Linked DNA regions of Homo sapiens: regions 1 and 3 are each linked to region 2. The links are chromatin contacts, found by Hi-C or POLR2A ChIA-PET in ENCODE. All regions are on one chromosome and are shown on one strand. The core of a region is the stretch at or near the end of the contact, and the rest is flanking DNA. Distances in the headings are between cores, read along the strand shown.

Evidence for each region. Hi-C counts contacts between places; a loop is a spot of excess contacts on that map. ChIA-PET counts read pairs that join two places held with the same protein, here RNA polymerase II (POLR2A). Pooled maps may share reads with other maps.
Region 1: a loop to region 2 is called in a pooled map, with 6 times the contacts of the local background. The contact joins the promoter of CTSD here to the promoter of CHID1 in region 2. A Hi-C loop is called at or near these places in 1 of 37 single-sample maps with no recorded cell type and 7 of 50 pooled maps. POLR2A ChIA-PET finds 5 or more read pairs at or near these places in 1 of 52 experiments (activated CD4-positive, alpha-beta T cell).
Region 3: a loop to region 2 is called in a map with no recorded cell type, with 2.5 times the contacts of the local background. The contact joins the enhancer-like site here to the promoter of CHID1 in region 2. A Hi-C loop is called at or near these places in 2 of 37 single-sample maps with no recorded cell type and 2 of 50 pooled maps. POLR2A ChIA-PET finds 5 or more read pairs at or near these places in 1 of 52 experiments (WTC11).

What each region holds. Positions count from the first base shown.
Region 1 is chr11:1,762,677-1,767,388 of GRCh38, forward strand. It overlaps CTSD (cathepsin D), which reads right to left and starts at 1,251. Exons shown (of 9, transcript NM_001909.5): 1 at 1,116-1,251. The coding sequence starts at 1,183. RefSeq lists silencers at 821-910, 1,161-1,630.
Region 2 is chr11:908,778-913,365 of GRCh38, forward strand. CHID1 (chitinase domain containing 1) reads right to left here and starts at 2,033. Exons shown (of 13, transcript NM_023947.4): 1 at 1,998-2,033. RefSeq lists a silencer at 1,716-2,555.
Region 3 is chr11:1,531,168-1,535,688 of GRCh38, forward strand. No RefSeq gene overlaps it. Among named protein-coding and RNA genes, the nearest start is that of DUSP8, 39 kb to the right of the region's middle. RefSeq lists an enhancer at 853-1,353. Within about 2 kb of position 1,529, at least 13 of the 41 ENCODE cell types and tissues checked have a DNase peak (open chromatin) inside an H3K27ac peak, as active enhancers do.

The DNA.
Region 1 (4,712 bases), core at 1-2,500, 850 kb after region 2:
CAGCTACCCTTCCCTCCAAGAAGCCCCAGGATCGTTTCCCCTCTGCTGTGTCTGTCCTCCTTGGAGAGGGGAGGCCTGTGGATAGGCTGGCAAGGTCAAGGCAGGCTCAGGCTTGTGGCTACTCCCCCACAACGACTTTAATTGGGGCTACCCGCCCCCGGGCCATTCCCCACAGCCTTTGGTGAGGCTCAGTCCTACCCAGCTGGCCCAGCCAGCTCCAGCCCCTGCAGCCTTCTGACCTCACCCACCTGCCAAAAGGCAGTGGACCCATCGCAGATCCCAGGTCTCCCACAAAGGCCCAGAGCAAGGGTGGGGCAGGTGCCCAATGGGATGGGTCAGCATACCCCTCCTGGGAATGCGGGCTGCCTTGCAAGGGCTGGGGAGGGGGTCAAGAAAGCAGACTGCAGCATGGCCCTCCTCTGCCCAGCTGGTCAGGCATGGCCGGGCCCCATCCCATCCAGGCCCAATCGGTGGCCTCACCTGGCACAGGGGATCGGCCTGAGGAGCGTGTGGGCCTCACTACAGCACAACCCCAGGCCCGGGGTGGGTGAGCCGACCCACTCCCCATGCCTCCTCCTCTCTCAGGGACATGGGAACTCCTAGGGTCTCGAGGGGTCTCCCAGCCCAGGGCCTGTGATAAGAGCCGCTGGAGCAAACTTTTAAAGCCCCCAGTTCACAGGTGGTAAAGGGGTCCCTAAGGAAATGGACTCGCCCAGACTCGGGGGCTCTGAGGCCTGACCTAGGTCTCCAGCAACAAGGGCGCTCAGTACAGACCCCAATTCCACCTGCCCCGAATGAGCACTACCTCCCCCCGCCCCGCCCCGTCTCCAGGGAGGCTGCGGTCAGTCTGCAGTCCTCAAGGTACAACCCAGGGTGGCATATGGGGGAGAGGCATCTGGCGCCTCTGCCCCGGGTCCCCTGCACCTCCGGAGCCCGGCGCCCCGTAGGCGGGTGGTCCGTGCAGGAGGCCGCGCAGGGCGGCACAGGTGCATTCCAGCGCGGGGGGCGCAAGGGGCTCGTGGGGGCCACAGGGGAGCGCGAAAGTCACCACAGGCCCCGGGACCTCGGCGCCGCGACCCCTGCCCGTCCCTGAGCCCCGGCCCCTGAGGCTTCACCTGACGAGCGCGGAGGCGGGTGCAGCCAGCAGGCAGAGGGCGAGCGGCAGAAGGCTGGAGGGCTGCATGGCGGCGGCGGCCGGGTCGGAGAGGGTCGCCGAGGCCGTGCGCTTATAGCCGGGATGACGCCGCAGTTGGGCCGGATCAGCTGACCCGCGTGTTTGCACCCGGACCGGTCACGTGGGCGCGGCCGGCGTGCGCGGGGCGGGGCGGAGCGGGGCCTGGCCTGGGCGGGGCAACCTCGGCGCACGCGCACAGCGCCCGGGCGGGGGGCGGGGTGGTGGTGCGCCTGCCGCGCCTACAGTTCCCGCCGCTCGCGCCCGCGGGGTCAGCCCGGCCCAGCTTCTGGGGTCTGGAGGATTCCCGTTTCGGCCTGGCCTGGGGTCGTGGGGCGGCCCACCCTGGAGGGCCCCGCGGGGTGACCCCTGTCCCGGCCGCCGCGGCCGTCCCCGCGTCCAGGCCTGCGCGGGGCGCTGCGCCGTGGGCTCCTGCACCTGCTCCTCCCGGCGCCCCCTCGTCCCCCTCCGAGACGCTCCCAGACATCCTCTCTGGAAGCCTCTTGCAAACCAAGGTTAAATTCAAAGTCCCCAGCCCACCGAATGGACCCTCCGCTCCTCTACAGGGCTTCCAGAGAAACCTGGAAAACCAGCTCAGGCCCTGCCGCAAAGGGGGTCGGACCCGCTCCGCCCTCTCCCTCTGGGCGCTGTGCTTAGAGACTCAGGCCTCACCGATGGCTCTAGCCTCCAGATCCCAAATTCCAGCCTCACACTGGCACAGCCTCACGTGGCAGACAGCAGGCCCGAAGGCAGGCAAAGTATTCCACCCTAAAATACATTCCTTTCACATGTTTTGATATGGCACTGCACAGCTGTCTCTTGAGGGGGCGAAATTCGCGTTTTCTAGAGAAGCTCCTTCCCTTAGGAGGTCGGGCACCTTTTGTCCACTCACGTCAACTCTTTTTTTTTTTTTTTTTTTTTTGAGACAGAATCTCGCTCTGTGGCCCAGGCTGGAGTGCAGTGGCATGATCTCGGCTCACTGCAACCTCTACCTCCTGGGTTCAAGCGATTCTCCTGCCTCAGCCTCCTAAGTAGCTGGGATTACAGGCGCGTGCTACCACGCCTGGCTAATATGTATATATACACACACGTATGTATATATATATATACACACACACACATATATAGTGTATATATACACATATATATACGTATATATATACACTATATATGTATATACATATATGTATATGTGTATATATGTGTATATATACATGTATATGTGTATATATGTGTATATATATACATGTATATGTGTATATATATACATGTATATGTGTATATATATACATGTATATGTGTATATATATACATGTATATGTGTATATATATACATGTATATGTGTATATATATATACATGTATATGTGTATATATGTTTTGTATTTTTAGTAGAGATGGTGTTTCACCATGTTGGCCAGGCTGGTCTCGAACTCCTGACCTCAGGTGATCTGCCTGCCTCAGCCTTCCAAAGTGCTGGGATTACAGGCGTGAGTAATCCCACTTTAACTCTTTAGGCAAAACATAACTCTTTCAACCACTTGCCAATCAGGAAATCTTTGAATCCCCTATGACCTGGAAGCTGCCCCTGCCAACCCTGTTTCTAGGCTGAACCAATGTATATCTTACATATGTTGATTTATGGTTTTGGCCTGTAACATCTGTCTCTGTAAAATCCGTAAAACCAGGCCGGGCATGGTGACTGTTGCCTATAATCCCAGCATACTCGGAGGCCAAGGTGGGAGCATTGCTTGAGCTGAAGAGCTTGAGATCAGCCTGGGCAACATGGTGAGACCCTGTCTCTACAGAAAAGACCTGAAAATTTTAAAAAAAAGTATAAAGCCAAGCTGTTACCCAGCCACCTTGCTCACATATTCTCAGGACCTGCTGAGGTGGTTTCACAGGTCATAGTCCTCACATTTGCTCAGAATAAATATCTTCAAATATTTTATAGTGTTTGGCTTTTTTTCAACAACACTCCCTATACCCAGGGTACCCAGATGGACCTCATCCTTACTCTCCAAGTGTCCCCTGCCCAAGCGCCCACTCTCCACCTCCTCAGAGCAGCACCTCACTGGGCCCTGCCCTGGCCACCCTGGGCCCTCCTCCCTTAGCCCAGACTTGCCCATCTCCAATGTGGCACCATCCCTGGAACCCCATCTCCAACGTGGCACCGTCCCTGGAACCCCGTCTTCAACGTGGCACTGTCCCTGGAACCCCATCTCTAACGTGGCACCGTCCCTGGAACCCCGTCTTCAACGTGGCACTGTCCCTGGAGGCCTGTCTCCAACGTGGCACCGTCCCTCTAGGCCCCGACCTCAAAGGTGAGCAGTGTATCCAGGTCAGAAACTGGGTCTCCCGACACTGAGCCTGCAGAGGCCATGGTGACAGTTGCCCCAGGACTTCACCATTCTCGTGTGCCCTGGTCCTGCCTGGCATGGGGGACTGAATTAGGCCTGTTGGAGGGGAGGGCCCGGTCATTCCCCAGATGCTCTGGAGCACACAGCCAGGCGGGAGGTGCGGTCGCTGTAAGTAGGAAAGGGATATTGGGACAAATCATTTAAGGCAGGTCCAAGTCACACAGGAAATGGAGCCAGGGGATGTGCTCAACAGCGACCTCCGCAGGAAGGTCCCTCCAAGAAGGTGGCATCTGAGCTTGGACCCAAATGAAGGATGCTTCCCCATGCTCTCACCCAGGGTGCGTTTTCTCCTCCCAGCTCCCTGCGAGGTAGATGGGCCCAACCCCGCTTTACAGAGGCAGTGAGGTTCTGTGGTTCTCGGCGGGCGGGATTGGAATTCCCACCTTTTCTGTAACCAAATATATCAGGACCTTGGCCCTTGCGGAACCTCCCCGAAGCTGGATCTGCCTGATGGCCACAAATGAGTGGCTGCCCCCTCAGCCCCACCTTCCCGCCCATTTAGAGCCCTTCATCTGAGGGGGTTCTAAGCCTGAACACAGAAGCCCGAGCAGACAGACACCCTTGCCCTCAGAATCTGCCCAGCTGCTGGGGGTCCACACCTTGCCCTCAGAATCCGCCCAGCTGTTGGGGGCCCACGGCCAGCCTGGACCTGGCACCTGGGGTTATCACGTGCTTTCCAGTGGGCTGGGATCTTGGAGATGTCAGCCGACCCTGGGGGACTGGACTCCAGCAAGGGGTGAAAGATGGTCCCAGCTAGTGTCCCCTGAGCCACCCTGCTCGGTCCCCAGGTCCAGTGGTGGACGAAGCATTTGGTGTCCAGGATACTGAGATACGCACCTGTGAGGACGCATGCCCACAGAGCGTGGCCGACACTCCACCCAGAGGTCCCGGTGAGCCGGTGAGGCTGCGAGCCAGTGGGTAGTGCGGATGGCCAGTGGGGCCAGAAGCACAACGTGGCAGCGAGCTGTGGGGTGTGTGGGCCGGTGCTAGCCAGGCTAAGAGCCTTGGACCATCCCCTGAGACAACGGGGCACTGTTGAGCAAGGACCCTCTCGGGGCCCCAAGGGTGAAGAGGCCCCACCCCACCGCAGATACCATCTGTTATTCTGTTTATTACAGAGGG
Region 2 (4,588 bases), core at 783-3,282:
TGCCGTCCTGCAGATTTGAAACAGGGCCACTGTCCACCCACCTAGTGGCCCCTCTGCCTATGACCTCCCTGCCCCCCAACCTGTGATTTCACACTTCAGGGAAGGAAGAGGAAAGGGTGGAAGAGGAAGACAGTCCTGCCAGCATGTGTCCAGCAGAGGGGACACTAGGAGAACCTAACTGAACACAAGGCCAGGGTACTGCCTCTGTCCACTCGCGCTTAACTTGCCCGCTCTGTGATGGAGTGCTTGGATACAGGCTGCTCACAAATGCTGGGCTGCTTCTTTGACTTGCCATGGAACTTTCCAGACAACTGCCCCAGGGAGATGGTGTGTGTGATGTGTGAGGGGTGCTCACACTGCAACCAGGCCCTTGTCTGGGCTTTGGTACCTCTCCCGCTCCCCACTGCTCACCGGCCGCTCGGCTCTGAGGCCCGTGAGGACACTCTCCATCATGCTCTTCACATAACACAGACTCCCAGGTTCACACACACTGTGTTCCTGCATCAAACCGTTTCTTCCCCAAATGCCAATGACCTTCCCTTGGGCAGAACGGCCCCGCACACAAAGGGAATGTGTTGTGTTATGAAGAGGCACAGGCCCCGACCCTGGTCACCCAAAGGGGTCCCAGAAACCGCTCTGTAACAAGATAAGGTGGAGCGCTACTGCTCCCACTTTCCTGCGCTCCCAGTCCGTAGGTCCAGGACCTCCTCGGTGGTGTTGATGGAAATGATGGGAGTCACAGCAGGGGCTTTCCAATGCTTTTCATGGAGACCAGCAGTAAGAAATGCACTTTACGTCACAGCCCAGCACACGTGTATGTCATGTGTGCACATGTGTTGTGCATGTGTGTACATGTGTAGAGCGACAGCAGCCAATCAGAGCTAACTCTATTCTGCGATGGACGCACTGACAACTCCTGTTCTGTTGTGTTTTGAAGAACTAACTGGTGCATGGCGGCTCTGGCCTGTGATCCTAGCACTTTGGGAGGCCAGGAGTTTTTGACTGGTTTTGGCAACACAGCCAGACCTGGTCTCTACAAAAAATATTTTTCTGCCGGGCAGATCACCCCATCAGGAGTTCAAGACCAGCCTGGCCAACGTGATGAAACCCAGTCTCTAAAAAAGATACAAAAATTAGCTGGGTGCAGTGGTGTGCGCCTGTACTCCCAGCAACTCGGGAGACTGAGGCAGGAAAATCCCTTAAGCCCAGAAGCGGAGGTTGCAGTGAACCGAGATCGCGCCACTGCACTCCAGCCTGGGTGACAGCGTGAGACTCTGTCTCAAAAAAAAAAAAAAATTCTTAGCTGAGTGCGCTGGCGCACACCTGTAGTCCCAAGTAGCTAGGAGGCTAAGAGATTACTAGAGCCCAGGAAGTCGAGGCGGACGGGCGGGCGGGTCACCCTCCAGTTTGGACAGTCAGCAATGGAAGCTTCAAGGGTTGGGGCTGAACCAAGGGTGGGTGGGATCGCGTCTGATGCGCCCACCCTTCACGGGGACCGCGTGCCCCTCACTGGGAGGGCAGCCCGCCTGGAGCCCTACTGCCTCTGCTCCCTCTGGGGGTCCTGGGGACCCGATGGCCACCACTCTGCCACACGAGCCGCGCGCTCACACACTCCTCACCCGCCGGCCACATCCCTTGTCTGCGCACTCAGGCCCCTTCCACCCAGCGCGCCTAGCTCTCAGGCTTGCTCGCCCCAGCGCACGCGCTCCACCTCCCACTCGCGGTCCCCCCGACACGCGCCCCCGTCCACACTCGCCCTCCACCCCCGCTCTCGCTCACCCTCGCTCTCATAGCAACCCTCTCTCACCCTCGTCCTCACACCCTCTCACACGCCCCCTCACACACTTGCTCTCTCTCACGCACCCGCCCGGCGTCGCCCGCGACCCCACGCCCGTCCTCCCGGGGCCGAGCCTCGCTGCCCGGCGCGCCCACTTTGCGGGAGGGAAACTGAGGCCGTGCAAGGAGGAGGAGCAGGGGCCGGCCGCCGCGGGGCTCACCTGCATGTCAGGGAGGCCGGACGGCCACAAACGCACGGCCGGAAAACGCTCCAGCGCGCCGGAAGTCCCGCCCCAGGCGCCCGCGCGCCGCCGCCGCGCACGGCACGCTGGGATGGAGAGGGGCTGGGCCAGGACAGGGGACTGGGCAGGGCTGCCCGAAAGTCGGGGCCGGGGCCGGGGCCGGGGCCGGGGCGGGGCCGCGCCGGGGGCGGACCCCGGGCCCGGCGCGTTCACCTTGAGCGCCCCTGGTGCTCGCGCTGGAGCTGGTTATCAGGTTCCCGGCCCAGGGGTAGCCGGGTTCCCAGCGCCACGGCTCTTAGGCAGGCCTGGCGCCCTTGGCGTGGGGCCGCGCGGGGCCTTGGGCTCCAGGGCCTCTGCCCGGCTCGGCGGTGCCGGGAGAACCGCGCGGTGGGCTCCGCCCCGGCACGCTCCCCCGGGGACCCGGAGTCACCACTCCTGGCGTCCCCCCGACCCCCGCCTGAGTGGACCATCTCCATCCCCAGGCCGATGGCGCCCACTGCGCTGTCTCCAGCGGGGACTGCCCGAAACGCGCGCTCTCTCGGTCCGCACCCCCGCCTTGCACATTGCACGAGCCGGAGCCCCAGGAGGCAAACCAAGTTCCCAACTCAGCCCCTCGCGCTTGGATGAACGAGCGCGTGGCCAGCACTTTTGAGTCACCGCGCATTCTACGCGGCACAGGCTGTCCGACCCCCACCCCCAGCCCTAGCCGTTCCCAGCGCAGTTTCCTACAGAAAACCGCACGGCCGGGCCCCACCCTGCCCCGCTCAGCCGTTCCCGGGGCGCGCGTGGGCTCCAAGACACCCTGCACAGCTGCTTCTCCATTTCTGCTGCTTGGGAGCTTTCTCCTTAAACTAAGCTTTGTCTTTCTTTCTAGTCACGTTTCCTTCTTTCCCTTCCCGGTATTTTCTGCCAGCTGACGCCCACGCCTTTCCTAGAAGGGGCTGGGGGCTGCATGCGGTGCGAGGCACGTCCCCCACCAGCTGTGGGCTCTTACTCAGCTTAGCACTCGCTCTCAGCAAACGGCCTGGATGGTGGCCTGAAGCCTGACCTTTGGGGGTGAAGACCTCAAGTCGGCAGAGCTCTGGAGAGGGTCCCAGTAAGCTATGGCAGGTGTCCTCAGGGACATATGCGCAGTCCTCCCAATGCTAAGGAGGCCATGGCAACATCCAACTTCTCTTAGGAAAGGCACTTAGCCATTTTAGGATCTCATTGAGGTCAGAGGTCTTTGGCGCTAAAGAATTGCAGAATCGATCGGGCAGCCGCCGCCTTTAATCCTAGCACTTTGGGAGGCCAAGGCGGGTAGATCACTTGAGGTCAGGCGTTCGACACCAGCCTGGCCAACATGGTGGAACCCTGTCTCTACTAAAAATACAGAAATTAGGCGTGGTGGCGCATGCCTGTAATCCCAGCTCCTGGGGAGGCTGGGGCAGGAGAATTACTTGAACCTGGGAGGCTGAAGTTGCAGTGAGCAGAGATCACACTGCACTCCAGCCTGGGTGATAAAGTAAGACTCGGTCTCAAAAAAACAAAAAAAAGAATTGCAGAATCTACTTAGGGTTCACTCTGGGCCAGAACTACAGACCTCAAGAGCAGATGGGGCCCGCAGATGGGAGGATAGGAAGCCCAGAGCCAGGCCCCTCTGCAGAGCTCCCAACGGCCGGGTTCCTGGGGGAGTCTTGTCAGTTGCCAGCACAAAGCGGTCCGCTTCCCAATCTGCATAGTTTGTGCCAATGGGCCCCGTGTACCTGCATTGAAAACTGACTTCTTGGCTGGGCGCGGTGGCTCACGCTTGTAATCCCAGCACTTTGGGAGGCTGAGGCGGGCGGATCACAAGGTCAGGAGATCGAGACCATCCTGATTAACACGGTGAAACCCCGTCTCTACTAAAAATACGAAAAATTAGCCGGGCGTAGTGGCGGGCGCCCGTAGTCCCAGCTACTTGGGAGGCTGAGACAGGAGAATGGCGTGAACCCAGGAGGCGGAGCTTGCAGTGAGCCAAGCCATTGCACTCCAGCCTGGGCGACAGAGTGAGACTCTGCCTCAAAAAAAAAAAAAAGAAAAAGAAAAAGAAAACTGACTTCTTTAGGTGGGCACCCACCTTTTAGCCTTAGGAAGATGCTGAATGATACATACCAAGATTTAGGAGAATCAGAACCGAAGTGTTAGCATTCCTGTATTAAGTGAAACTTGAACACATTTCGTATTTTATGTTTTTGGAACATCTAAGATAACTTGCAGTTCACCACATTTAAAATTTGAATCTGTTAAGTTGTATGAGTTTTTAGCCAGGTGCAGTGGCTGACCCCTGTAATCCCAATGCTTTGGGAGGCCAAGGCAGGAAAATTGCCCCCCCCCGCAAAAAAAAAAGTATCACAATGAAATAAGGTTTCACTCTGTCACCCAGGCTGGAGTGCAGTGGATTATGGTTCACTGCAGCCTCCACTTCCTGGGCTTAAGCAAACCTCCTGCGTCAGCCTCCCCAAATGCTGGGATTATAGACATAAGCCACCTCACCAGGCCAATGCATGAGTTACTGAAGCACCCGAGATTCTGTTATCAATTCAGACAAC
Region 3 (4,521 bases), core at 279-2,778, 620 kb after region 2:
AGGAGGGCACACGGTGCTGCAGGCTGAGCATGTCACACGCAGAGCCAAGGCCGCCTGCTGGGAAGCCCACCGCTGGCAGGGAGCACAGCCTACGCACAGAATGATGCTCTCATGGTAATACTCCCCACGGAACCCTGCAGGGGTTCATTTTATTCTATATTGTCATCTTTTTTAACATTAAAAACTTGGCTACCGGTGACACTGATTATTTCTTTTAACCCACAATATTCATAAGATGGTTGCCAAATTGTAAGAGCAATCTGACCTGCCACCGAAGCCTCCTGAGCGCAGCCTGAGGTCTCCTTGCTGTTCCTCCTGTCCTCAGACTGTCCCCCATGCCCACATGAGCTCAAGGGCTTTGCTGGCACAGCTCTTCAGCTCAGAGGTTATCCAGGTGATACACAGCCAGGCTCACCAGTTCCTGCTCACAGAGGCTTCCCTCCCTGCCCCTTCGTCTATTCAACTGATACGGGAGCTGAGTCACATGCGCTCCTGCTGGCTAAATTTGACACAGCCCATTCATCAAAATATTATTAAAGACGACAATCGACTGAAAAATATTAAATAAAAACCCACGTGTCCCTGGAACCATGAGGGGGAGGAGGCAAAGGCAGCCCTTCTGAGACAAAGCACCAGGGAGCCAGGGCTCCCTCCATAGGCCTGCATGGCGAGTCCCCTCCCTCACCTCCGCAGGTCTCAGCTCAACAGCACCTTCTCAAAGAGGCCTTCTAGAGCTCCTATTCAAACAGCTCTCCCACGCACCCCCTCCAGGCACCCCATCCCACACCTCCTTACTCCCGTCCCCCTCGGCAGTGGGGAAGCTGCCCAGGGGTGGCTCCTGTTGCCTCTGTTCACGCGTGTCCGGAGCACTCAGAGCAGGCTGCGCGCATGCAGGCCTCCAACAGGAACCTGACTCAACCCAGATTCTCAGGCCCACACTCTTGTATTTCATGACACCACTGCTATGACAAATGGTCCTGTCACATGTGGCACAAAGAACAGGGCACGCAGCAGAAGGGCAGATGTGCCGGGAGGAGGAACCCAGAGCGGCCGCCCATGTAGAGGGCTGGCCGCAGGCTGTGGGGAGAGGCCAGGGCTGTGCAAGACAAACTCAACACAGACAAGCCATGCTCACGCCAGCAGCTTTCAACCCACGCCGGAGCTAATTTTATGCTCCTGGGCTCACGCCCAGGCCTGGCCCCAGGCTCAGGCATCTGGCTCCTCAGGGCCACCTGGCACCATCAGGCCTTTCCATGGGCTGAGGACAAGTCCCAGCAAAGCAGGAGTTAGGAGCTTCCGTAGACGGTGCAGGCCAAACCCCGAGACAACAGCCCCACCTGGGCTCCTGAGATTGCATTGCTGTGGGGATAGGGTCTGCCAGCCCACAGCCTGCACAGCCACCATGTCTGGAGGGGAAAAGGCGCTGCTGAAAGGGTGCTTGGAAGAAAAGTCTCCCAACCCGCAAAGGTCACGGGCAAAAGGGAAACAGCATGGTGCCTCCATGCTTTCCAACCCTCCAGCTTGCCTGCTTTCTGCAGGGAAAAGCTGCATACCTTTGTGGGAGCTCTTTGCCTCCCCGCCCACCACAGCGAAATGCTCGATGACACAGACCAAAATCACCACCACGCAGGGCGAAAAACAGGAGCTGCGGCACTTAACTCACTCACATTAACTAACTCACGTTAGCCCCGGGACATCCGCAAACAACTGCAGGGATGAATGAACAGACATTCCAGCCCAGGGAGCCGTGTGCGCTGGCAAAGGAGACCTTCAAAGAGAAGGGAGCCAGGGACAGCAACGCGACTGTGGCCACAGTCCACAGGCCAAGCAGTGCCACAGATCACACGTGGCCTGGAAGCCCTGCCCACCATCTCCTTCTTTTCTCTTTAAGCTTCCACATTTTGTTTGTTCCAATTGTTTCTACTTCCACTGAACACCAATGGGTGTGCCCCAGCCAGGAGAAATCCTGTGCAGAAAAAAACAAACATGGTGAAGGCAAAGAATGGGAGGCTCTTCTGGCCAAAGACAGACGGGAACAGCACACGCCCTTCCCTTCCAGACAGGTCTAGCACTGGCAGGAGGCTGCACAAGCAGTAATCACCACGGAGAAACAAAGGCCACGGCCCTGTGGCTCCCAACCAGCACTAAGTGGCCCTAACAAAAGTTGCAGTGGGCCCTGGTGTTTCTAACCCAGACCGCTGTGTGGACAAAGGAGAAACACTGGGGTGACAGGGGCATGGCACAGGGGTCCTCCCTCACAGTGGCCTCAACACCCCTCCTCCCGTACCGGATGACCGCAGCAGAGACCACAGCTTCCTCTGGAGAGGGGGTCTGGTGGTACACCAAGCCCCTGCTCGATCTGACAGCAGCACTTGGCAGGCAGACCCCTAGGGTGGCTGGCTTTCCCAGGGCTGGGAAGAGGCCCTCATGAGCCAGGACACAAGGGTGGCACTTGGTGGTGGCAAAGGTGGGGGCTGCGCTGTCTCAGATACACTCGTGATGAGAAACGCAGCCCTGCTGTCTACCAGCCCCCGACCAGGGGAGGCCGTCTGCAGCTCCCCTGGTGGGCTCACCCCCAGCTTCAAGGACACTTGTGCAAGGGTTCCTAGTAGTCAGTCCGAGCAGGAGAAATGGGAGGGGTGTCGCTAGGGGTTTACGGGGAGGCTCATTCTAAAAAGGGCTCCATGTATCCACGACCACTGCTTTTTTTTTTTTTTGAGATGGAGCCTCACTCTGTCACCCAGACTGGAGTGCAGTGGCGCCATCCCCACTTACTGCAACCTCCACGTCCCGGGTTCAAGTGACTTTCCTGCCTCAGCCTTCCGAGCAGCTGGGATTACAGGCACACGCCACCACGACCGGCTAATTTTTTGTATTTTTAGTAGAGACGGGGTTTCACCGTGTTAGCCAGGATGGTCTCAACCTCCTGACCTCGTGATCCGCCCGCCTCGGCCTCCCAAACTGCTGAGACTACAGGCGTGAGCCACTGCACCTGGCCGACCACTGCTCTTTTTAAGGTTAATTTGGAAACGGGAGGGATGATGGAAAACTTTTTTTTAAAGAAGAGGACTCTGAATGCAACACCACCCTAGGCAAACACCTCTGAAACCCAGGCCTAAGAGTGCCCTGGTGGAGCCCTGATGGAAAGAGGCTATTCCTGAAACCAGACCTTCCAGGGCTGCCCGCTGGAGATACAGCAGACCTGGGCCAGCCGGCTTCTCTGCTCACACCTCCGCATGTGCTGCTGCTTCTTCCTGGGCCACCTCCTTCCTCCTTCCCTCTTGGAAAAGCCCTTCATACCTGCTCTAACCGAGCCCCCTGCTTTTGGCCGCACTCACCCACTCCTCAATTCTCCTGCTGCCTGGGGCCCTTCTCTACCAGCCTGACAGCTCTAGGAAAGCGGGAATGGCTGTGTCTCCATCTCTGGACCTCCGCCCCAGCACAGAGCCTGGTACACGGCAGCCCATGAACTCAGGAATCTGGGGCCCCCGGCTGAGGAACAGGCCCAGCTCACTGTCCTAAAAGTCACAGTCACAAACCGCGGATCAGTGGTGGAAGGAGAGTGGCAGATGCACATCTCCCCAGGACGGAATTGCACTTGGTGATGAAGAGGACGGAGCTGCAGACACACGCAACGCCATGGATGGACGTTCGCAACACTGCGCCGCATAGGACAGGCACACAGCCCGTGTACTGGGATTCCATTTGCATGATTCAGCTCACCCACACAGATGGCGGGAGACTGGTGGCCGCCTCGAGGCTGGAGGTGGGGATGGGGAGCAGTGCCAGTGGACATGAGGCTTCTCTGGGGCATGATAGCAAAGTTCTCAAATTAAACTGTGGTGATGGTTACTCAGCCCTGTAATTTTACCAAAAATTATTTAATTGCAAACTTAAGTTAACTTTATGGTATGTAAATTATACCTCAATGAGGCTGTTAAAAGAACTCTAGAGATTCAAGCAAGTTCAGCCTGGGTGTCCTCATAATCAGAATCAATTGTCAACCACCAGTAACATCCTCCCATGCGGCAAAGAAAAGAAAGAAGAAAAACAAGGTCATCATCACTCCATTCACATTCCTGCAGAGACACACACTCACGAGATTTTATCTCGGTCAGAGAGGAGGACCCCTGAAGGCAGCTGGGAGAGCCAAGTTAGTAAGCACAAGCTAGCAGCCCCAAAGAGGCCCTCCCCACTCACCTGCAGTCTGTCTTCAATCAGAGCTGAGTCAGTAAGCACAGGCCAGCGGCCCCAGAGAGGCCCTCCCCATTCACCTGCAGTCTGTATTCAATCACCAGCACTGTGGTGCCACAGCCCGAGCCCGCTAACCCACAGTTCACCTGCTGCTTGGAGAGTAACCAGGGCACTGGTGTCAAGGCACCGTGCGGCCTCAGAAGGAGCCAGGAGAGCCCCAAGGAAGGGTGCCTGAGATACGTGCCCCCTTGCCCTGGCTGTGGCCAGCCAGAGAAGGTGCCTGGAGGAGAGGGGCCTTTCCCCACAAACTCCACCACACTGGGCCCT